3 separate regions of the Mus musculus genome follow, and regions 2 and 3 are each linked to region 1. The links are chromatin loops, found by intact Hi-C in ENCODE. Cell type or tissue: left cerebral cortex. All regions are shown on one strand.

Region 1 (8,000 bases):
GGAAAGAAACTGATATTTTCATTATAGAAAAAGATAAAACATGAAAAAACACAGAGAAATGTATGGGTCAACTCCATGAAGCAACAGGATCTTCTTTTTACATGATTGACATGGATTGCTCTTGGAAATGGAGTTTAGGTCTCTGTTTCTATCAATGCACACAACTTAAATAAGAGTCTTGATTTTCTTCTAGGAATTAATGAGCTGTGTACTTAAAGTTACTGATATTGTAATATGTACATTCTCGAATGATAGAATTAATAAGAAGTTACTAATGAAGGATGGCAAACTAAATTTAAGGAACTGGTCAGCAGGTTTTTTTGTCAGAAAATATTTCAACTGAGATAAGTTCTTGGTTCAGCAGTTTATGTTGGTTAAGAAACGGGGGTGAGAAGCAGTGGAATGTTTGGAGCAGGACAATGCCTGGTGAGAATTAAACAGCCAGGAGAATGTTAAATATTTCCCATATCATTTCCCGGAGGAATCCTAGAAGGGTACTTTGCAGTTAATTAATTTATTAATTAATTAAAATTATTTTTTGCAAAGACAAAGAGATTTAGAGCCTTGGAACCTTGTCTACCTGACTAGAACATGACATGATATTTAAGAAGCCAACAGAGTTTCTTCTCCTGGATCATTTCCTGTCAAGTAAAGCAAAGCTAGATTTCCATCCTGTTCTTACTGCTAATCTATCTTGGAAAGAGTTCAGAAATTGACTGCTGTATTCTGAATTTTATTCAGTGGTGGCAATGAATTGAACATCAACTTTCTCGGAATTACGATGTGGAGAGAGTGCAGGTGGATGAAAATGGATGTATCTACAAGCTTCTGAGATCATCTACATATGATTTTAAGCCTGTTTTGCCCGTTAATAGAGGCTAAACAGAATGGAGTTCACAGACCCACTGATTGCACGTTTGGAATTTTCACCCACTCTTGGGCTTTACTTCCAGTTATACCCATTTTTTTTCACATCTCTTGCAAATATTTCTAATACCAGAGAAGAGCTGACACAGTTTAAAAAGTACTATTTGTAAAGTATGAGTTGTGCTTTGTGTATGTGTATGTTTGTGTGTGCACCGTTTTTGTATGCATGTATGTTTGTATATGGGTGTGTTTGTATGCATGTGGAATCCAGAGGTCTATGTCAGGTGTTGTTCTCACTCTCCTCCCTGTATTTTCTGAGAGGGCCTCTTATATAAACTGTAGTTAACCAACTTGGTCAATCTGGCCAGAAAGCCATGTGTCTCTGCCCTACTAGTGTTATGACTGCAGGACTCCACTGCCACACCCAGCTTTTTACATGGATGCCAGAGGTCCAGATGGAGATCCTCAGGCATAAGCACTTTACAGATGGATCCATCTTCCCAGCTCTAAGACCTGTCTTTATAGTCAGAAGAGTCACATGGTAATGTGTATTAGAGAAAGTAGTAATTAGTACTGTCAAGAGTTAGCTTCTCTTACATTAATAAAAATACAGAATAATAGCATCAAGAATATATATTTGTAAAAATAGATATTTTCGTTCAAGTGTTTTTTTTTTCTTTTCTTTTCTTTTTTCTTTTTTTTGGCATAGTCAGCAAGAAGATTGGGCCATGAGCATTGTCACTCAGAGCTGCTCATTTATAACTTGTACTGTAAGTGTGTTCTCATGGCTACCTGAGGAGGCACTTTTGCTTCTAGTTTTAAAAGCAATAATAATCGTAGTAAAACAATATCTTAAAAGCAGCAGTTGTTCTTTGTTGAAGATATTAAAGTCTGATTATTGCATATAACTTCACAATCGTTCCTGTTGGTCTTCATGGAAGTGTTTTCCTCCATTCCATAAGGGACAAAATAAAGGTCTTGAGGCATAAATGATATTTGTAAAACAAAATTTAAACTTGGAGATATTAAGCTTTTAAATTAACTGTCAGTATTGGATTTTTGTTATGAGTATTTGTAGTTTTAGAATGTGACTATAATTCTATGAGTGTAAAGTTGTTCTTTCCTAGGTACACAAGAACATGTGTAAAACAAAACACTGAGGGAGTGGTCTGTAATATGGGGGTAAGGTCTTTGCTACCAATCTTACAACAATAAAACAATAATAGATCATGAAATCACAGAGAAGGAAAGACCCTCATCACTGCCCTAGCCACAGTGTGGGGCAGAGTATTCTGCCCTCTCAATAGAAAACCCCTGTAGGTGGAGATCCCCCATCTGTGTGTGCTTTGGGAAATAGCTTCAGAATTGAACAGGCACAGAGATATTGAAGCTTCATCACCCACAACCTTAGGCAAGGTTACAACCTTAGGCAAGATAATGTTTCACTCCCTCTGTGACTCCTCCAGAAAACAGAGTTGATAGGGTCCTGACAGGAAATAGCTGTGGTTAAGATTAAAGGGAGGCGATGCCAGTAAGGGCTAGCATAGTAGGTGGTCCACATTAGGTGCTCAGTAAATTATGGATATTTTTATACTCACAGCCAACTGGCCAAGATTCAAAGCAATTGCCTTAACTTTTTCTCCATAGGTGCCACTCCTAATAAGCGGCTTTTATCCCTTTCCCATTCTTTCTTCTCATGTCTCGGTTGACTGCAGTACTAAAATCTGACCTTCCTCATTAGGTCTGACTTGTCGCATCACTGCTTCTTAAGTTCAACGGAGAGTTAATAGTTGGTCAAGGGAAATGCATTGATTAAGATTATCTAAGGGTTCCAGGTTACCTCGGCAATATAGCATGTGCTTAGCATGCATGTAGTATGGAGGTAAAAGAAGAGGGAGAGGAAGAGGCAGATGGGAAGAAAAGGAGGAAACAAGGGAGGGAAGGAGCAGAGCAAAGACAGACAGACAGACACAGACAGAGACATCGTGGATATGTGAGACTATCGAGGAAACACAATCTCTTACTCTCTTATTACCAATGTTCCACACTTCATCCAGCCAACTCCCTGCTCAGATAAAGGAAACTACTAAAGTGACCTGAAGCCAAGGCAGTCTCATTGAAACTTATTTACTGAAAGGTGGTTTTGTGGTATCTAAATTAGTGGTGTCTGCATCAACGTTGCTGTATAAAATTTAATACGCAGGTCCCTTGATTATTGTACAATACAATCTGCCTCAGGGACTCACTGAGTGTTACATTCTCATGGTGTGAGGAACTTGAGACCAAGCTTCCTATAATATCAATGAACAATGAGGTCTTAGTTTTAAGCAACCAGTTTAGAAAAGCACTTTTAAATTAAACAGTGCTCCCAGTAGCTGGGCTTGGAAGTTTTTGTGGTATCCTTCTCTCCACTAGAGGGCAGGGCCGAGTTATCTCCATCAGAGTTTACCAGTCAGCTCTCAATGAGGAGACATTTCAAGGGCAGAATCCTACTTTGCTCCACTCAGAATGTCTGGAAATGAGACAGAGTATGCCAAGAGCTGATCGATATCTTATTGTGGAAGATAGATGAAGAAATGTGAGGGAAGCAAAATTTAAAAAAAATTTTTTTTTTTTTTTAAAGCAACAGAAATGGTACCGGAGTGAAGGTGTGGGGGTGGGGGTGGGGGTGGAATGGCTCAGTTTGTAAACTGCTTGCTATACAAGCCTAGTCTCTGAGTTCCATTCCTGGGATGTATAGGAAGGAAAGAGTGACTGTACTAAGTGTCTTCTGACCTCCAGGTGGATGTAATGGTCCCCTCCACTATTATATGCATATACATATTGTCTGCGACACATACACACAATAACATACACATAGAAAATTAAAAAAAAAAAACATGTAACTTCCAAAAAATCCACTTATCTGCCACAGACACGCCCTGTGTTGTGGACTCTTCAGCTTTCTTGCTGAGGAGCAAAGCAGGCATGCTCCAGGAAGCGGGCTCACCTGTAAAATGAACCTAACCAAATGCTACTGCCATGTAACCCCTGCCACAGGACGAATCATGGGTAGTGAGGCAAGACAGAGCCTGCCATTTGATCCTGCACTTTCATTACACATTCACATGTGATTATTCATTAAGTAGCATGGGATTAGAAAAATAACACCTAGGCCGTGGGCCTCTAACTTCTATTTTGCATTTTAAAAAATTATTTTTATTCTTTGAGAACTTCATAAAGGTAATTTGTGGGGGTTTTTTGGTAGTTTTTTTCTTTTGTTTTATTTTCTAATTTCATATCTATTTGTTTGTATGTTTGTTTTTTGACACACAGTCTCATTAAGCAGTGAGACTGGCACTAAATTAACAATATTTCTTCCTCTTCTTGCTCTCTCTCTCTCTCTCTCTCTCTCTCTCTCTGTGTGTGTGTGTGTGTGTGTGTGTGTGTGTGTGTGCGTGCCATGTGTGTGCACGCACACCTCTGAGTCTGTATAGTGAATACACATCTGTGGAGACCAGAGGTTGATATATCTGGTGTCCATCTCATCACTCTCCAACTCAAATACTGAGATAAGGTTGCTAACTAGAACATATAGCTCACTGACTGACCAAGCCATTCTAGCTGTGTGGACGGATTCTCCCTTCCGAGCACTGGGATTAGCGAGGCCAGCGCACCCGTGTGGTATTTACGAGGGTTCTAGGCATTAGAAGTCTGGTCGTCACCAAGATCTCTCTTCAGCTCCTAGCCTTGTGTTTTTGCAAAAACTTTCCTGGTATAACAGTTAGGATGAAAATGAGAGTATTAGGTGAATGAGAGGCCAACAGGCAGCAGCATGGTTTCACATCTGATGTAAGGTTCTAAACAGATCCTCAGGTCTACAAATTCCTTTGTAGATGCTAATTATAGTATAGTTTAAGTGTTGAATGAATCCCAAAGGCTAAGAAATTGACCCTAGTGTGGTGCTACTGGGAGGTGATGGGTGTCTTACCAGGAGGCAACTCACGGGAGGTCTGTGGATCACTGTGGGGCTTTCTTGAAGCAGAAAATATGGTCTCAGGACCATATGACTCCTGCTTCCTGGTCATAAGATAACAAGATGACAAGGGTTTTGGTTTGTTTGTTGGTTTGTTTTTAATAAAAGTTCCTGACTTGATTTACTGCCTTACTGGGCCAAAAGCAGTGGGTTAATTGGTCACAAGCCAGAGCTTCTAAAACTCTGAGCCAAAATAAACTTGCTCTCTTTGTGCATTAGCTATTTACAGGTGTTTTGATATGGTGGCAGAAAGGCAACTAACTTGGACAAGATTTAAAACAATGACTTCATGAAATTCACAGGCCAGAGGATGGAACTAGAAAATATCATCCTGAGTGAGCTATCCCACTCACAAAAGAACACACATGGTGTGTACTCACTGACAAGTGAATATTAGCCCAAAAGTTTGAAACACCCACGATACAAATCACAGACCATATGAAGGTCAAGAAGAAGGAAGAATAAAGTGTGGATGCTTCAGTCCTACTTAGAAGGGAGAACAAAATACTCACAGGAGGTAGAGGGTGGGAGACACTTGAAGGGAAGAGAGGAGGGAGGAAGAGCAAAAGGGGGCAGGATCAGGTATGGGAGGAGATGGGAATGATTTACACAGGGTCAGGAAATTGAACAGAGGGGTGTAGCAACAGGGGGGATGTCTTGCTCCTTTGCTCTATGTCCTCTTGCCAATATATTAATAGATAGTAGACTTCAAAGTTTGCTTTGTATGTCAAAATTGCTGAGATCTACCTATTAATATTTCATCTTCTCTTCATAAAACCTTTTAATAATTCCTTAGGCAGGTGGAATATGTTTTAGTAATTCCTGAAGCAGGTGAAGTGTGTTTAATTTGGTAATATATTTTACTTCATTGCTTGTAAGTAGCCTTTTCTAAACAGATTTAAAAAGTAGTAATACAAATACTTCATGTTCTTTCAGTGGTTTGAATGAAAATGGCTCACATACCCGCAACTGTTTGAATACTTACTCCCCAGGAGGTGGAATAATTCAGAAAGGATTAGGAGATTAGAAGATTTGTTACTGAGAACAGACTTTGGGGTTTCAAAAGCCCATGCCATTTCTAGTTAGCTCTCTGTCTCATTCTTGTGGATCAGGTTGTGAGGTGTCAGGAGCTGCTACAGCTCTACAATACCTATCATGATTCCCACCATCATGGTTATGGACCATGGCCCTCTAAAACTGTGAGCTTCAGATAGTCTCTCTCTTTTTTCTGCAAGTTGCCTTGGCCACGGTATTTTATCATAGCAATAAAAAAAAGACTAAGACAGTTTAAAATTAGGAATAAAATACTCCTATTTGCTAATCTCCTATTTATCTGTATATTAACTAATTCAAATCAGACAACAGCCTTTCCAGATAGGAAGATTTATCTACCATGTTACAGAAGAGGAAGCAGAAGCAAAATAAAGCTAAGAATGTTTCCCAATGCATAGCATGGAGGAAGCTTCTGTAAATCCTGAATTCCAAACATCTGTATCCACAAGAATCCAGATAAGTTGCCACTGAGCAATGAGAATCTAATATGGCTGAGCTTCACCTACTTTGGAGCTGTGAACTCCTCTAACCATGCATATCATTGAGGATCTTGTTAGCATCATTTGTCTTATCTTCAAGTTAATCCCTTCTCTTGTAGATGAAGACACAGAAGCCTAGCTGGATGTTGGCGGGTGGCAAGTGATCACTCTTCTCCTGGAATACAACCAAGACTAGAGCCCGCATGCCTCTCATTTTAGAAACTGTAGTTTACTCTGCAAATCATCTTGTGCCTCTGTAGATACCAACCATCTGCTGGTGGCCACCAGAGGCCTTCTGTAGCTTAGACATGGTACTGATGAGGTTACCAGGGAGTGTGACTATGCATCATTGCATTGCTAATGTCTCTATAAATAAAGCATCTATTTAATTTTCATTTAACCTCAAAAAAATCTGATTACTAAATAACTGTTGAAGAATTTATTGGGAATTAGGTTTTATAATTATGGCTCCTGTTAATGTCATTAGCAAGCATCCTTTCATATTTAGGCCTATTAATCCCCATAAGTACAGAACATTATGATAAATATAATAATGATTCTATGGTAAATTACAAACCATTTCCAAATTCCTCAAAGAGTTTTCAAGGCGTCTTTGGCTTCCTTCATTAGGACATTCTTAGTTTGAAGACTGCGGTAATTGATAGCCCCTTACCAGGAATCACCTATCTCACTAATGTGCCTAATCAGGGAAATGATTAAAATTGGAGTCCCAACTGCCAGGCCAACTCTAAATTCCTGTAAGCCAATAACAATAATTAGCTGTTTGAGTCAGGAGAGCCTCAATTCAGATATAGAGCTTTTCAATTCTCTGAGCAATATATTTTTTCAGATAACTATAGTCACCAAATGTCTGGTTTCTGTTTCACAGAAGTTGAACTCATGAAATCTGTCTAATATAGAAAGTGCAATAAAGAAAAACATTATGGCTCAGTCTCAAAGAGAAAAAAAACAACTAACATCTGACATCCATCTAGGTGCCTCATGCTTTCTGAGAATCAGTATTGAAAAAATATCTTTCACATTCTCAAGCCATTCTTAGATATTTTAATTTACCATTTATTTTATTTAAACTACCACAAATCTGCTTTAAAAAAAACCTATTTTTGTGATTGCAAGCATCTGCATTAAAACACACACACACATATCTGTGTTTTAAAATATAAAATGCATGTACTTTATCTGAGGAAACTACTATGCTTATCTGAAGATGCAACAATGGCCTTAGAAGTTGTTCATCCTGAGATATGGCCTGCCCATCCCTTACAAACTCTTCTAGACTGGCAGGCTTCTGAGGTTTTCTTCATTTGGCAGACCAGAAGGAAATGAATCCTGTTCTTTGTTTCATGGAGAAAAAGACTCACAACTTGTTCTCTCTTGGCACATCACATCTCTTCCTGATTCCAGCACTCTCTTGGATGATTCCCAGAAACAAATTCCTAACCTTTGGCAATTGCCTAGCCTTGGAACAATTTGGAAAAAGGAAGTTCAGAATAAATAAAACAGTCATTGAGACACTGGTCTCAAGAATAGAGCAGAGAACATGCTTGTCATTAAGGAATGTGAAA
Region 2 (8,000 bases), 180 kb before region 1:
TGCTATCTACCCTGAAAGCACCTGAAAGACCTTTTTGGCATGTGGATACAAAGCTTGTATAAACACTCCCCAGAGCAATAAAACATTTATTATGTCTACTACCAGACCAAGCAAATTTGTAATGTCCAAAAAAAAAAAAAAAAATCAATCAGTCTAATTTGAAGGTGAAACTACAAAATAGTTTTGTTTTGTTTTTTAAATTTTTTAATTAGATATTTTCTTCATTTACATTTCAAATGCTATCCCAAAAGTCCCCCATACCCCCCCCCTCCCCTACCCACTCACTCCCACTTCTTGGCCCTGAAGTTTCCCTAGTCCAAGTGTGCTAGACTAAGGGGCCTTTCTTCCCAATGATGGCCGACTAGGCCATCTTCTGCTATGTAAGCAGCTAGAGATACGAGCTCTGGGGGTACTGGTTAGTTTGTATTGTTCCACCTATAGGGTTGCAGACCCTTTCAGCTCCTCTGCTGCTTTCTCTAGCTCCCCCATTGGGGCCCTGTGTTCCATCCTATAGTTGACTGTGAGCATCCACTTCTGTTTTTGCCAGGCACTGGCAAAGCCTCCCAGGAGACAGCTATATCAGGGTCCTTTCAGCAAAATTTTGCCAGCATATGCAATAGTGTCTGCGTTTGGAGGCATGGCCCCCCAGGTGGGGCAGTCTCTGGATGGTCCATCCTTTCATCTTAGCTCCAAACTTTGTCTCTGCAACTCCTTCCATGGGTATTTTATTCCCTATTCTAGGGAGGAATGAAGTATCCACGCATTGGGAGTCCTGCTTCTTGAGTTTCATGTGGTTTAGAAATTGTATCTTGGGTATTCTAGGTTTCTGGGCTAATATCCACTTATCAGTGAGTGCATATCAAGTGACTTCTTTTGTGATTGGGTTACCTCACTCAGGATAATATCCTCTAGATACATCCATTTGCCCAAGAATTTCATAAATTCAAAACAAAATGGTTTTATTTATCCTGTTACACCTGTTGTTATTCATAGATCTAATAGCTGAAAATATAAAGTGTAATCTTAAAATATATTATTTTATTTTCTGTTATCAAAATTTCAAATTAAATAAAAGTTTCTCCATGTAACAATGTTGTAAGAGACAGAAGTCAATGTAGATACCTGGAAGTAGCTTCCTAAGAAACAACTGAAGCATGGCTATGAGGTCACAGTGAGATCTAAAGTGATACTTGAACTTAGTTTTCCTTTTCTAACCTTTGTTCAATCATGCAAACCAACAAATAATTCAATAAAAGTGATACATCCATTATAGATTGCTTTGTTATTTTGCTATCATATAGATAAAAGGACTAAACTATTATTTGTTTATTTGGCTTAATTAATGTGCATAACTACTCTATTATATAATAATATTTGAAATAATTTCATTTTTATTTATAAATAGCTCAATTTGAACACTAAGTTGAAAACTCATCTTTTTAGAAATATACAATCAACAATTAGTCAAATATATTTTGAACTATAACCCAGAGTAGAAAAAAATTTCAGCTCATTAGCCTTTACTGTTGTCCAAAACGAGTCAGGAATGGCATAGTAGTAAAGTAATAGAAGTTGAGTGCCCCAGTATGCCATTTCAAATACGTCTCAATGTGAAGATAACTTGATAAATGACAACTGAAAGCATAAATGATTCCTCATAATTAGAGTTGATGTTTAATTTGGCAAGAAATAGAAAATGCACAAGGTTGGAGTCTAGAACTTTCAAATAAATGTAAGACAACATTCTGACATTTGAAGGTTATGCTATTAGGCAGCATCTTTTAACATTTGCAAAAAAGTATTTTATCATTTGGAACATCAAAAGAGAGTCCTTCCGTAGGATAATTCCAAGACATTTCTTCCCAGCAGGGAAGGAAAAAGTTTCAACTTTGTCGTCTCTATATCCTTCTCCCTTGTCATTAGATTTGATAAATTTGCTTTCTGCAGTATTCCTGGTTTCAGCCTAAAGTGTACACCTGTGCTGAGTTTTGCTGAAAGGCAGTCACATATTGTGATCAACGATGAAAATCAGACAGGGAGCCAAATTATATTGCTCTGAAATCTGTCCCTCCATCTGTTAGAATGTTAACAAACAAGTATGAAGTGGACCTCTGGTGGCACCAGTGCTCTTATTTCACATTATCTCTGAGAATAATTTTTATGTGATCTAACCTTCAAAACTCATTACATTAAAAAACACATAAAGAAAATGCAATAGTTAATATCTATGCAAGACACCATTTCTGCAATAGCCTTTCTTAGATCATCAATATGTATAGAAAAATACTATCTTCCTCTGTAAGTCACAGAGATTTTTGTGATGTATTTTTCTTTGCTTTCATAATGTGGAATTAAGCATAACTGCAGTATCATTCTATGATGTGGCATATATAGACTGAACCACATTCTAACAATTTATTTTTAACGTTAAAACAGAAACTTTATATGTGTGATTTTATTTCACGAATTGACAGTGAACTTTCATGATTAACAACCTAGTTTGGTGTGATTGTATCTGGAGAGGATACAGAGTTGAACATTTCCTCTGGAATTTGAAACTCAAAGGTCCAGGGACGATCTTGTTTTTGCTGAACTAGGGCACAGCGGAGACCTGGACAGAAGGCACATTATTCTGTGGTGTTGAGCCTGGCAACCATCTTATAACACTCTTGCTCTCAGGATATGCAGAGTCATGTGGATAAAACATCAGTCTAGAAGAGAAATATCTTCTTGCAATATGCTGTTTTAGTTCAGAACAAAAATAATATGATACCACTATTTTATTCTCAAGTAATGACTAACTTAGAGACAAAGAGATCTGCAGGAATGTCTAGCTAACCATAAATCAAAACTGTATGTTAAATCCTAGTGATGATGCTTGCTATTACACTTTTATTTGAGATCTGTATATGATTTCCATCTCTACATCTAATTACTGCAGGATATAAATATTCCCTTTCTTCTCTTCTGACTCAGAAAGCTCTAACATTTTTATTTTCATTTTGCCAGAAGTAGTAGCAGGATATTGCCACAGGGTGGTACACCATGCATATTTAACTGGCTGCTTTTGCAATTCATTTGGCAGTAGAGTTACACACTTTCTCTAGCTGCACTTAACCAAGAGGCACCGGATAACTGGCATGTTTTTGAGTGATTAAAATTGAAACCAAATTTTAATTCACAGACGTCTGCTAATCTCACATTGTGCCTAACTGTATTTTACTGTGTGAGCTATGTCATTTGTTCCTCTCTCTTGGCAGTTTTCCAAAACAAAATAAACAAACTAATTAGTAAAGAGAAGGCAAAGAGGAATTTATAAAGAGTATACTCATACAAGCTAAAGGATGACAAATCAGCTAGGCTCAAATGTTAATTCCCAGTTATTTCAGTAGTCCTATAAGGGGAATGACTACGTTTACATGTTGTGAAGCAATCTATTGACCTCTCTAGTTTAATTTCTGACATAATAATGATGGTATTTTGGTACATGGATTAATGTATAATTATGCTATTTTGTTAGTATTAGTGTTGGCAATCATGCTGACAAGCTAATGTATTTAAGATTAACAACAACAACAACAACAAAAAACAACCAAAATCACTGAATCACTGTTTATAAATGCCTACCTTGTCCTTTTAAACTTTTAGGTTAAATTAGAACTATTTTTAAGGTTGAAGAAAACCAAGTAACTGTGCATGGCTTTAGGAGAAGTGCATGGTAATGGTTAGGTTGAGTCCCTCAAGGACAGATGCTATTTGTACCATGAGAGGTTGATGGAGCAACTCATCGATATTTTTTTCCATATTGATTTTTAGTTTTATTATAGAAAATAAGTGACAATGAGTGTAGTCACTAAACCATTGATTTAAAGTCATGGGTTGATTGATGGCTATGCTTGCTAGCCTTTGTTTTTCTGTGAGCAGGGGTCTTTACAGACTGGCTGTTTACATAATCCTCATTCTGTTTTCAACACTCATCCCTCTCCTGGCAAAAAGAGAGGACGAGAAAATCAGGTACCTTTATATTTTTCTGAGGGGTTTGACTATACATAGTCTGCAGAGAAAAAAATTAGATATGTAGGTACAACCGTGAGCAGTTGAAAACCAGACAGAAGAAGCATCCACTGTGAGTCAGACATCTCATCACACTTTCAGAGCAGTGGACACACTTAACCAAGCCATTTGAAAATTATTAAAGGTGCTTCACTTATGGCCGGTCTTGGGATGTGGACTACAGGTTACTTCGCGAGAAGCTGCTATGTTTCTGTTAGTAAATGTTTCTTGCAGGGGACTAGTTGCTAGAATTTGGAAAGCCTACCTCTCTCACAGGACCTGCCGAGATAGCCTGTTCCGGAGCAATCGCAGACGTATCTGTTCCAGCCATCTCTGCACATGCCATTGTTTTTGCAAGGATTGCTAAGGCACGGTTTTGCTGTCTCTTTTGAGCAGGATGGCTTCACTCCAGCAGTGCTCTGAATTTCCGCCATCTGCCGGATGTCTTTGCTCTGGCCATCAATAAATAGGTCCCGGATGCAGCCCACGTAGCCGTAGTTGAGCAGAGCAGTCCACACCTCGGTAGGGAAGACTAGGCCAGCCTTATTTTCTGGCAAGCCACCCAGGTACAACTCATCATCTAGGTCCAGGATCTCACTCTCACCGGGAGCTGTGTAGGGAGTGCGTAGTGTGTTGACAGAAATGGTACCTGTTACAAAGACAAGAGAATATGAAGTTGTTTAGGCATGCAATGAGCTCTGGTTCTCTCCTTTCCCTCTCTTCAGTAGAGTGTCTTAAGACACATTTCTATTTTTATACTTTTTTATTATTTTAAATTAAAATATAATTACATAATTTCCCCTTTGTTTTCCCTCCCTCAAAACCCAACCATATACTTCTCCTTGCCCTGTTTCAAAATCATGGCTTTTTAAAATATTTAATTATTTCTACATACAGATATGTATAGTCATTTCTTTTTTTATTTCAATGTTTAATACTTCCAAGTAAAATGAAGTCATCTATGGGATTATATATCTTTAGAAATAAACAAATTACAATTAATGTGGTCCTATTTGATTCCATAAAAACCACAGTATATACACAACTAATAGTAGTGTCATCTTTAAACAATAAAAAAGTGGACATTTTCTACAATGAAATATATATATATATAAAATATGTGTGCGTGAGTATTTGTATGAATTTGTGAGCCAAGGAAAGATTCTTTGACTGATTGATTACTCTGCTTGATTGAAATATTTCCAAAGTCCAAATGAAACTTTTTATAGTGCATAACTATACGAATTCATTTCTATGCTTTGGGCTTCCTTATAGCTATGCATATATAATAGAAGTCTCTCCTGTGTGTTTAAGAAAACACATCAGACTCTGGATTTTATCAAACAACAACAGGAATGTTCAGCCTTACACTTGGTGAAAGATTCAAGAAAAATCACTTGCTTCCTTTTAAACCAAACCACTTATCAAAATCAATAGTTTCCTTTTCCTCACAAGCTGAAAAAAAAGTCTTTTGATTTATAATTATCCATGATTCCAAGGCTCAAGTGTTAAATGAACAGATATTCATTCATATGGAAATAATTGAGAATTATAGAAAAATATGGAATCATTAAAAATGACTGAAAGCACATTTCTTTAAAAATTTAAACATGTCAGACCATAAAAATTCCTACTAGTAACTTATCATTCAGAAAATATATTTTTCTCTATGATGCAAATTATATTCACAAAACACCGCAAGAAGAACTCATTACTCCTACATTTGTAGTTTCGGTTTAAATCATAATGCGAGGAGGGGTGGGGGGAGACAGAGAGACAGAGGCAGAGACAGAGAGAGACAAAGACAGGAGGGTAAGAAAATAGTTAATAGCGGTGCATTTCTTTGGAGCCCTCAAAGCTCAGGGAGGAAATGCAAGTACAGCCATGTAGTACATTTGCTTGCAAAGAAACCCAAAGACCAGGGCCTTTCCCTAGTGAAAACATACATTTACCTAAGAATAGGAGGCTGTAGGTCCCCACTCTCCGCCCAGGAATATGTTAAATCCTGGCAGCAGAAACCATCTTGAACTAAGCTTCATAAAGGGATTGTCTTTCTGAGGGAGAAGGGCATGGAAGCCACTAAAAGAAACTGCCCAGTTATCCAAGTCATTATGGGGACATTTGTCTCTTTAGACTTTCACAGAAAGCAATGGAAAAACTCCCAGGGGAGAAACATAGACATTGCTATTTTGGTCTTGCCAGGAAAGGTGAATGGTGGGGAATTTTGATAGAGGCTGTTTAAAAAGAGAAAAAGACAAAGAACTAATTTATATTCTTCTCAATTGTGGCAATGTTTAGAAGAAAATTCTCAGAAGCACATTAAACCTATAAAAATGTTTTTAAAAATATAGTAAAGGAAATTATAGAAAATGAAATACATAATATTGAGGTGAGCGGACTCATACCTAATATAATGATCACTACATTCACTTTTAAAAAGAATTGTTTTGTAACCCATATTGTCCAAAATACCTCACCAGCAAGTGCATAGATGGGCCCTATCCTCTATAGCAGTTAATGTGAGTTATAGGCTGAAGAAAGCATATCTTGAGAAGAAGGCAAAAAGGCAGGCATAGAAAGCAACAGGCTAGAGGGAGGAAAAATTCAAGAAGTCTTCCTGGAAAAAGAAGTTGATAAAAGTTATATATGTGTAACTGAGAGGAACTATCTGAGAAAAACAACCTAAAAAAAAAAAAACAAACAAAAATACAACACTATGAGGAAAATGGGATACTTTTCTTTAAATAGCTTTTGCCCAAATTCCCCTGTTATTTATAGAACAAGCTTAATTCAGCTAAGGAAGATTAAAAAGCAATTGGCAAAACTAAATTGCTTTGAATCAGACTATTATAGTTCACAAATAAGGAGAATTCTCAGACATTTCTCAAACACAGGGATTTATTGGCTTGAGCAATGTTATACTCTCTGTTGCCTCCATATTATATCTAGAATACTCACTAGATCTGGAGTATGTGGTGTGTGTCTATGTGTGTGTGTCTGAGAGAGAGAAAGAGAGAGAGAGAGAGAAGAGAAGAGAGGGGAGAGAGGGGAGAGGGAAGAGGGAAGAGAGGAGACAGAGAGGCATAGAAAAAGAGACAGCAACAGAGAAAAAGAAAGACAAAGACAGTGAATCCCTATGTATTTGCTTATGTGTGATATGAATGCAGTATGTGTGTGTTGTGTATGCACGTGTGTATAGGTATCTGTAACTGTGCATAATATGGAGGCCAGAGCAGGACATTAAGGTACTCCACTACAATGTTCCACCTTGTTCCTTTGTAGCATGGTCTCTCACTGAAGTTGGAAATAACTAGTTATTTTCAGTTTGGCTGGTAGTCAGAAAGCCTCAGTCTCAGACCCACCCACAACTCTAGGGTAAAGGAGTACAAGGGGCCACATCAATCTTGTTATATTAGTGCTCAGATAAAAATATAGTCTTGTGGTATAGTGGAGCCTCTTTTAGGTATATGCCCAAGAGGTCTTGGAAAATAGCTATTCCCTGTTTTTTGAGGAACCATCAAATTTCTTTCCAAAGCTATACAAATTTGCACTCCCACCAGGAATGGAAGAATGTTCCTTTGCTTCACATTCTCGCCAACACATGTTATCACATGAGTTTTTTATATTAGCCATTCTGAAGGGTATAAGATTGAATCTCAGAGTCGTTTTGATTTGCATTGACTGGTGACTAAAGATATTGACCATGACTTTATGTGTTTCTAGGCCATTTGAGACTCTTCTGTTTAGAATTCTCTGTTTAGCTCCATACCCCACTTTTTAATTTAGTTATTTGGTTAGCTGGTGTATAATTTCTTGAGTTCTTTTTATATTTTGAACATTAGAGTTCTGTGGGATATAGGGTTGGTGAAGATTTTTCCCATTGGATAATTGCTCAACTGCATTCACAGCATCTTTATTTATAATAGCCAGAAAAGTGGAGACAACCC
Region 3 (8,000 bases), 83 kb after region 1:
TTGTTATAAAGAAGAACATCAAGGCACACAAAGATAAAAGACATGGACCCATCCCCTTGCAATCACAGGTACAGACAGGAAAAACATTTATTAGAAATTGTTCTGTTTCCAACAATTGAAAAGCAAATTTTTTGAGCAAATAGAGAAAAACCCTACAACATGAAATAATGTTATAGTCAATAATATTCAAATCAGTTAGAGTGAGTATACATCTGTGTGTGAGAGACACATAGAAACCGGTAGATGTAAAAATATTAAAGTGGTATTTAATATTTATATGACTTAAATATCTTAAAAGTTTGACTATTATCCCTTGGTTCATTCTTGTTCAAATTTAAATATAAAGATGCAGAGAAAAGCAATACCAAAAATGCTTACGATGTTTTAAATTTTATGATTTCATACTCTGCAGAATAAAATTAGCTGCTCTTAAAACACTATTATGCATCTGAGTGGTAGGACTCTCAGAGAATAGAATATAACAGGATCCAGCAAAAGAAAAATAGACATCCTGCCTAAGGGCTAAACATATAACTATGCTAAGGCCAGAGGCATAGTCAAAGGGTCAGCTCCTTGATAAGATAATAAATGCTTCCAACTTGAAGCCTCTCGTAAACCCATGGCTCAGGCCAAAAAAAAAAATTCTGGAGCCCACCAGGTAAAAATAGATAATTTAGCAGCCTAGGAGTATGGACTGAGAGTTGACTAGCAAGACCTAGTCCTCCAAAGACTTTACTGTTTAAGGTAAGTTCTCGTCAGTAAGATGAGTAATGGCAAGGAATACTAGTAGATGTATATCAGGCTAATTGGAAAATAAAGACTGAGTTGATGCATTCACCATTTACTATGGTTTTAAAGGAGGCACCTAAGATCCTCTTACATGTTTGCACTAGTACAAATGGCAGACTATTGCAGAACAAGTGAATAAATTGGTAAACTAGGGCTTGCCATTCTATAATTTGCCAATATTTCCTCTAGGTAATCCCAGTATACTGATAGTTCATTGATTCACTTGGTAAAATTAACTGACCCATTGTGGGCTTAATTTATATGTTACAAGTATACAAACACACACAGACACAGGCACAGACACACAGACACACACACACACTTGTTCTTCATCCACATTTTCTAACATAAAATTAAAAAAAAAGCCTTTGGAGTCTGGAATAAAGAGTGAAATGATATTTCTTGTATGCTAATGAATGGTGGGGTTGTGCCTAAGTAGCTGCAATATGGTAGTTGGCCAATCAAAATTTTTAGGTGTGATGAGAATTTGGGACTTTCATCTTTCCCCTAAAGGTAGAGATACTGGAGTTTAAGTTGATCAGTCATGCACATTATTTAGCCAACCATAGTTAGATAACAAAACTCACCCTAAAACTGTATTATCAGAATTTCAGGGCACCTGGCACATGGTGAGGACTTATCTATAAAGTGAGTAGAACTTCAGTGCTTTTTCTCTCTGCCCATCTCTTCATCTGGCTGTTGGTATTCTTTGCAGTGGTTCTTCAAAACAAAACGAGTAAGTTATTTTCCTGAGTTTCATGAACCACTTTAGTAAATTATTCCAACCCAAGTGGGGGCCATGGAAACCTTGATTTATAGATAATTGAGTGTAAGCACAGATTTCACTGGTTTCTGAAGTGTGTGTGTGGGGTTAGTGTTTTGGCTTTAAGCCCTATATCTATGTGATCTGACACTATTTACAGAAAAATAGTGGAAGAGTTGAGATGGATTATAGAATATCCAGGTGAAAAAGTTACTATTTGATTTGAGATAGTTACATTCTGTTTGGAGACAATTTTATAAACAGAAAAAAAAAACCCCAGGAAATTTCTGAATAGGAACAATACATAAGAAACAGAAATCTTGTCAGAAAGACTGGGACCTATGACAAGCATAAGGTATGGGAAGACCTGTGTCCCCATAATAAGCAGGAGGTATGGGGAGACCTGGGTCCTCATAATAAGCAGGAGGTATGGGGAGACCTGGGTCCCCACAACAAGCAGGAGGCATGGGAAGATGAGACTGAACAACTTGGCTGGAGATAAGATTAGGTGACTGTTCTAGCTATATTGCTAACAGGTGGTAGTGTCTGATTCCTGCAAAAGCTATGATGATGGAAAGACCAAACCAATTGGAAAGTGTTTGTGTGTAGACTTAACTATACAATGTTCAATAGCTGGATATATGTGCATACAGACATTTTCCAGGTGTGTGTCAGGAAATCCAGGATGAATTCTAGTTTTTAAAAATCTACATATTTAATTTTATGTGGATGAATGTTCTTTGCATGAGTATAGGTGTACCATACACATGCCTTTTGCTCAACGATGTCAGAAGAGGACATTAGGTCTCTTCCAGCTAGAATTATGGACAACTGTCAACTACCACTTGGGTACTGAAACCAACCCTGTATCCTCTGAAGAAGCAAGTGCTCCTAACCTTAGAGCCATCTCTCCAGCTTAGAATCCTAGGCATTTACTTTGAGCCTGGGGATAAAAGTTAATAGTATCTGCTGATTTGGAAATGAAAGATGGGCATTTTGAAAACTGAGATGCATCTTAAGACATTCTTGTGGGAATGTCAGCTGTGTGTTTAGATACATCAACTTGAGCTCTCTCTATGGAGCAGGGTCAGTTGTACAATTGTGATTCATGGAATATAGACCTAAAAGAAATTCACAGCCAAGACTGCTCTGTGACAGATACCAGTAGACAGCTTTGCAGATCTTCCCTACAGCAACCAGCTAAAAGTCTAAGGCTAGTATAGAAATTACATATTGAAGAGTACATGAAGAAAGGGAAATTGTGAGCTATGTGACTTGTCAAACTAAATACAATGAAGACTGAAGAGTGGTCACTGGATTTGGCATATAGTGACTTCGGTAACAGTTTATTCAGCTAAGAATGCCAAGCATTCTCCAAGAAGCTGCTGAGGCTAGTGCCTGCATGAAGTCAGTTTGACAGCTATGGTTACAGGGAAAACAGACAATTATCACTTTCCCATTCTGTGCCTCATTTCATGAAGGTCAAGATTTAAGATTTGGCTTTAATTTATTTATAGCACCTACATTTCTTTTAAAGACAGTATTTGTTAGCTCACTATTAAAACAAATAGCAAGTATGTTCATAAACACTTTGGGAAAATATGCTTCTATACTTATTCCAAAAGGCATTATTCTTAAAAATCAATAAAGGTGACCCTCAGGCTATCTGTAAATATATATGAGAAGAAACTCTTTGCAGGGCTTTTTAGATTTCCATCCTCTAATAAATTATTGGCTTCTGTATCTAAATTTGTGTTTGCATTTATAAAATTCATTAAAATTTTAGTAATATAATATGGAACTTTTCCTTACAGACCCTTTTAGTTTTCAGATTCAAGAGTCTGAATGAACCCAATTAAATGTGTTCTGTGTACCTTCTTAGTCTGCCAGTAGCAAGGCTCACAATGTGAGCCTGTGCTACTTGCTACAGGGGAGGCCACACAGGAACCAAGAGAATACTGCCTGCTGAGGGAAAAAATGAGCTCATTTCTTCTGAAAGTTGTTGGCGGCAGTGCTGAGAGCTCTGAGAACACAGCAGCTGTTTGTAGATTCTCCTAATTGGCACAGACTATTGTCTGGGTTTGTACTCCATTACTGGAAAAAGTAGCTCCTTTTTGTTTATGCTCTCCAATATGTTCAGCTACAAATATGTACAGGTAAGGATTATGAGAAATTATCTAGGCTAGTAAAAAGGAATTTTGAGGCAGTTCAGTGGTTTAACAGTGAGAGCGAGGCAGGTTCAAACTGCCTTGGAGAAGTATTTTGTTAAAATGAACAAAGCCCATTCTCTCCATTGAATAATATAAACTCTCATCCACATGCCAACAGGACACAAGGACTTTATTATCACTTGTCACACACAGTAGTTTTATTAGCACCCACTCAAAACTAAGCTAATTTAAAAACACTTGAAACCATAGGCAGATGTTTTTAAATGACAAATAAAAAACAAACAAGTAAATAAATAAATTTAGGCTGAATTGCTTCACATACTACCTATTGTACAGAAGCTGGGCTCAGTACCTTAGTCTTTAAACACACTCATTTCCGCACAAGCCACCTACACCCTGGCCACTTTGTAATTGCAAGAAAACAACACTGCCTGTTCTGTCAGGACTTGGTGACCTAGAGTCTCTTTCTAATTTTATCTGTTTAGTTCACTTAACATTAAGATATATCCATTTTCAAACGAGATTCCTGTAAGAGGTCTTTTAAATTTTACATTAAATCCACCACTTTTGACATCTGGTAGCCTTCACAGAAGCTCATGAACAGCCTACACCATATTTTAGGTTTTCCTTTCCTAAGCACAGGGTGGAAAAAATTACATACGCTCACAAAATTCTATACATTAAAGTGTTCATGGCAATGTGGGTTCTAATATCACTAAGCCAGAAACTCCTTAAATGTATATGTCTAAATCAAGAAACCTGATAAAATGAGCCCACAATGGAAAGGATGCTGTAGTGAGAAGAACAATCTAGAGCTACACGGGACAGCGTAGATCAATCTCAAGATTGAATAATGGATACCAGATATATTAGGAAGCTATAAAATTATATACATTGCCTAAACTAGTTGAGCCACATTGAATATGTTCAAGAGACTTTGTTGTCTAATGTCAACATGTTTGACTCTCTGTACTGAACAAAAATATTATAGAATATTATTAGAAAGTATGGCTATATTTCTGTTTTCCTAAAATAAAAAAAGATTCCAAAAGATAGCTAGGCTGCTGGGTGAATTTTATTGCCACAAAAACAGTTTGATTCATAAACTAGATGGTTCATCTCCTGGAACAGGAGATTTTTCTTTTGTGTCTATTCATAGCACTGTTATGCTGGGAAAAATGGGGGCATCATCAATGCAGCTGAGTGCTTATATAGTCATGGGTAGATAAAAGATAAATAAATAGACATGACAGATAAATAAATAGGTAGATAAAAGAAACAAGACAGTGAAAGCAGAAGGCCTTCAATACAGGTCTCCGAGTTTGGATACCAGTTTTAGGTAGTGGAAACGTGGGACATTTTTTGGTAGAGGACAGAATAATACTATTTTTGACTCTCAAGCCTACTAACTCCAGAAAAATAAGAGATACCAGTATGATAAGAAAGGTCAACATGAGGATAAAGAGGCCAGGAGTGGGATGGTGCCACCAGCAAGAGAAATGTGGATTGATACATGAGAAAGAAACAAAGCCATTCTCAAAGGTGAAGTTGTGAGTTTTCAGGAGGATCATTTGATAAGGAATGGGACACCTTAGGGATTGGTTGTTTTGGGAAGACAAAACTATCACAGTAAATTAGCAAGGTCACCCATCAATGCAGATCTCAAACAAATATGGGACCCTGGTGGCAGATATTCAACATATGTTGTTTTGTTCTATGGCAAACATAATATGGGAAGAAAACATAGTAATCAAACTGGTAAAGGGATTAAAATTGAATAATTTTCATTTGCATCCAGGAGTCAAACAAAGGACTTGGCTGCAGATGACTTAAAGAACACCCTAGTCTCAACATAAAGAAATTTGACAATTCAATTTACAAATGAAGTTCAGAAAATAATTCCATTAGAAGAGTATGTGGAGAGCAGATGAATAAAGGAGAAATTCATGCCAACAAAGAATTGTAAATTAAGACCAAAATTTAATAAAACCAGAACAATTAAAATTAAATAAGAGCAGATAACAGTGAGTGTTGGCAAAGGTGTGAGATGGTAGAACACATTGCTGTTGGGGGTGCAAATGATACAGATACCCTAGAAAGCAGTGTTACAATTTCCTGCAAAATAAAACATGCACTTACCATCTTCCCTAGAAGTCATACTCTTAGACATTTACTCAGTGTCCAAAGTTTCATATATGAGTGTTTAGAGATGTTGTATTCAAAATTACATTCAATCACTGCAAACAATCTTCAATATACAAATATTCTTTACCAGGTAAGCAAATTGTACAATGCCTCTGCAAAGAATATTGAACAATGACTGCTAAGTCATCATTTATAACTCTCAAAGGCAATGATGAGAGACATCTTGAATGATTACATATAACATGATGGAATTTATGTGATGCCATTTACGTGAAAATCGCAAAACAACAAGCTATGGTGTGGTTGATAGTAAAGTGGATTCCTCTGTTTAGGTGGTGCAGAGAATGTATCTACAGAGATAGTAGGAGGCCTTCCTTCCTTCCTTCCTTCCTTCCTTCCTTCCTTCCTTCCTTCCTTCCTTCCTCCCTCCCTTCCTTCTTCCCTTCCTCCCTTCTTTCCTTTCTCCCTTCTTTCCTTCCTTTCTTTCTTTTTCTCTTGGAAATCTTGTAGAACTCTGTTTTCTTCATTATTGTCTTATTGTGGTTAATAATTTAAACGTGTTCATCTGTCAAAATTCATAGAACTCCCCGGTATCTTCCTTAAAAGATAATCAGTTTCACCATATGTTCATTTATAAAGACAAATCTACAGAAAAACCATAAATAGAATGTAAGTAGCCAATTTTAATTCTAGATTATTTTTAATTTTAAAAGTATGATAGAGTTTTTTCTAGTAGTATTTAAAATATCACCAATAATAGGTCAAATTATCTATCTATCTGTGGTTTTTAAGATAGGATATCTCTGTGTAACATATCTGGCAATTATGAAACTCACTTTGTAGAACATCCTGGCCTCAAACTCACAGAGATCCTCCTGCCTCTGCCTCCCAAGTGCTGGGATTAAAGGCATGCACCACTATACTCCAAAAATATTTCTCCTTAAGCTTTTAGAGTTCCTTTCAAAAGATATGAAAATAAGACAATCTAATGAAAACAAAACCCAGAACTGCTTTTGTCCCATGATTGAAGTTGAACTTGTACAAGAATGGACAAAATATTTTATATCGAATTGGTTATGTTATCTAATTAGTGAATTTACATGGCTCCTTACTGAGAAGGGTGATACCTGGTTGTGTTTGTTAACAAACTGAGGCATAATCAAGAGAGTAAACAAAACATATCAAAATGATATTTTGTCTCCTTTTAAGATATTCTATAGTTAATTTTGATAATCTGAATGACTTATGCTTTTTAAAGTTACTCTTAATATATATATATATATATATATATATACACACACACACACACACACACACACACATACAAACACACACACACACGTTTGTATGTGTGTGTGTGTGTGTGTGTGTGTGTGTGTATACACTGAAATGCAAATACCTGCAAAGAACAGAGGCATCAGATCCGATTTACAGGTAGTTGTTAGCTGCCTCATATGGATGCTAGAATTGAATTCAGGTCATTTGAAAGAGTATGTGCTGCTAAGCACTTAGCCATCTTCCAGGCGTGGGTTATGCATTCTACAAGTACATGGGGGCAATCATCAATCACAAATGAGTAAATATTTGCCAATTTTATTTGAACGACTTGAGGAATGATGATTTTCATAGTTTTGCAGGATTTTTATTGTTTACTTTTCTTTCAGGGTTAAGCTGCATTTGATGATAGAATTTCACAAGCAAAGGAATATTGTAAAACTTACAGATATCTTTCGAATAAGATGATCCTTTGAAAAAATTGTTCTAAATGATCAATCTACCTTTAATTGAGATAAGAACTGAGATACAAAATTCTAAAACCTAGATTAGAACATAAAATTCCAGTTATATGCCAGTTTTTAAACTTCATTGTCTACTCATTATTTATTCTTAAGTTGAAATGTTGGGCTATATTAATCTGTGTGATAATACACAGACTTCTGTGTTTTGTTATGTATGTGCATCAGTGTAATCAGGAGAGCCTGGATTTCCCAGGCATCGCCCAACCCCGGTGCTCAGGCTCAGGCTCAGGCTCCTTTGTGTTATGTATGTGCATCAGTGTAATCAGGAGAGCCTGGATTTCCCAGGCATCGCCCAACCCCGGTGCTCAGGCTCAGGCTCAGGCTCAGGCTCAG

Evidence for each region. A loop is a pair of places that touch in the nucleus more often than their neighbours do. Peaks named below come from ENCODE experiments on the same cell type or tissue, not always from the same donor. Only the 100,000 strongest peaks of a DNase experiment are listed, where the experiment ranks them.
Region 2: it touches region 1 in a loop (3-fold over the local background); 5 of 42 quality-filtered maps call a loop at or near these places.
Region 3: it touches region 1 in a loop (3-fold over the local background); 3 of 42 quality-filtered maps call a loop at or near these places.

Annotation. Positions count from the first base shown.
Region 1 is chr17:90,806,086-90,814,085 of GRCm38, forward strand. The region is part of intron 5 of Nrxn1 (neurexin I); the gene reads right to left. Among named protein-coding and RNA genes, the nearest start is that of 4930480K15Rik, 51 kb to the right of the region's middle. In left cerebral cortex, a CTCF peak has its summit at 3,270 (motif pointing right); DNase peaks (open chromatin) are centred at 3,293, 6,584 and 7,819; H3K27ac peaks cover 2,104 bases.
Region 2 is chr17:90,625,567-90,633,566 of GRCm38, forward strand. Nrxn1 (neurexin I) reads right to left here. Exons shown (of 23, transcript NM_020252.3): 10 at 4,319-4,702. Among named protein-coding and RNA genes, the nearest start is that of Gm32337, 170 kb to the left of the region's middle. In left cerebral cortex, CTCF peaks have their summits at 3,032 and 4,517 (motif pointing left); DNase peaks (open chromatin) are centred at 2,641, 3,050 and 4,515; H3K27ac peaks cover 3,156 bases.
Region 3 is chr17:90,888,966-90,896,965 of GRCm38, forward strand. The region is part of intron 5 of Nrxn1 (neurexin I); the gene reads right to left. Among named protein-coding and RNA genes, the nearest start is that of 4930480K15Rik, 32 kb to the left of the region's middle. In left cerebral cortex, a CTCF peak has its summit at 3,580; a DNase peak (open chromatin) is centred at 3,555; H3K27ac peaks cover 3,019 bases.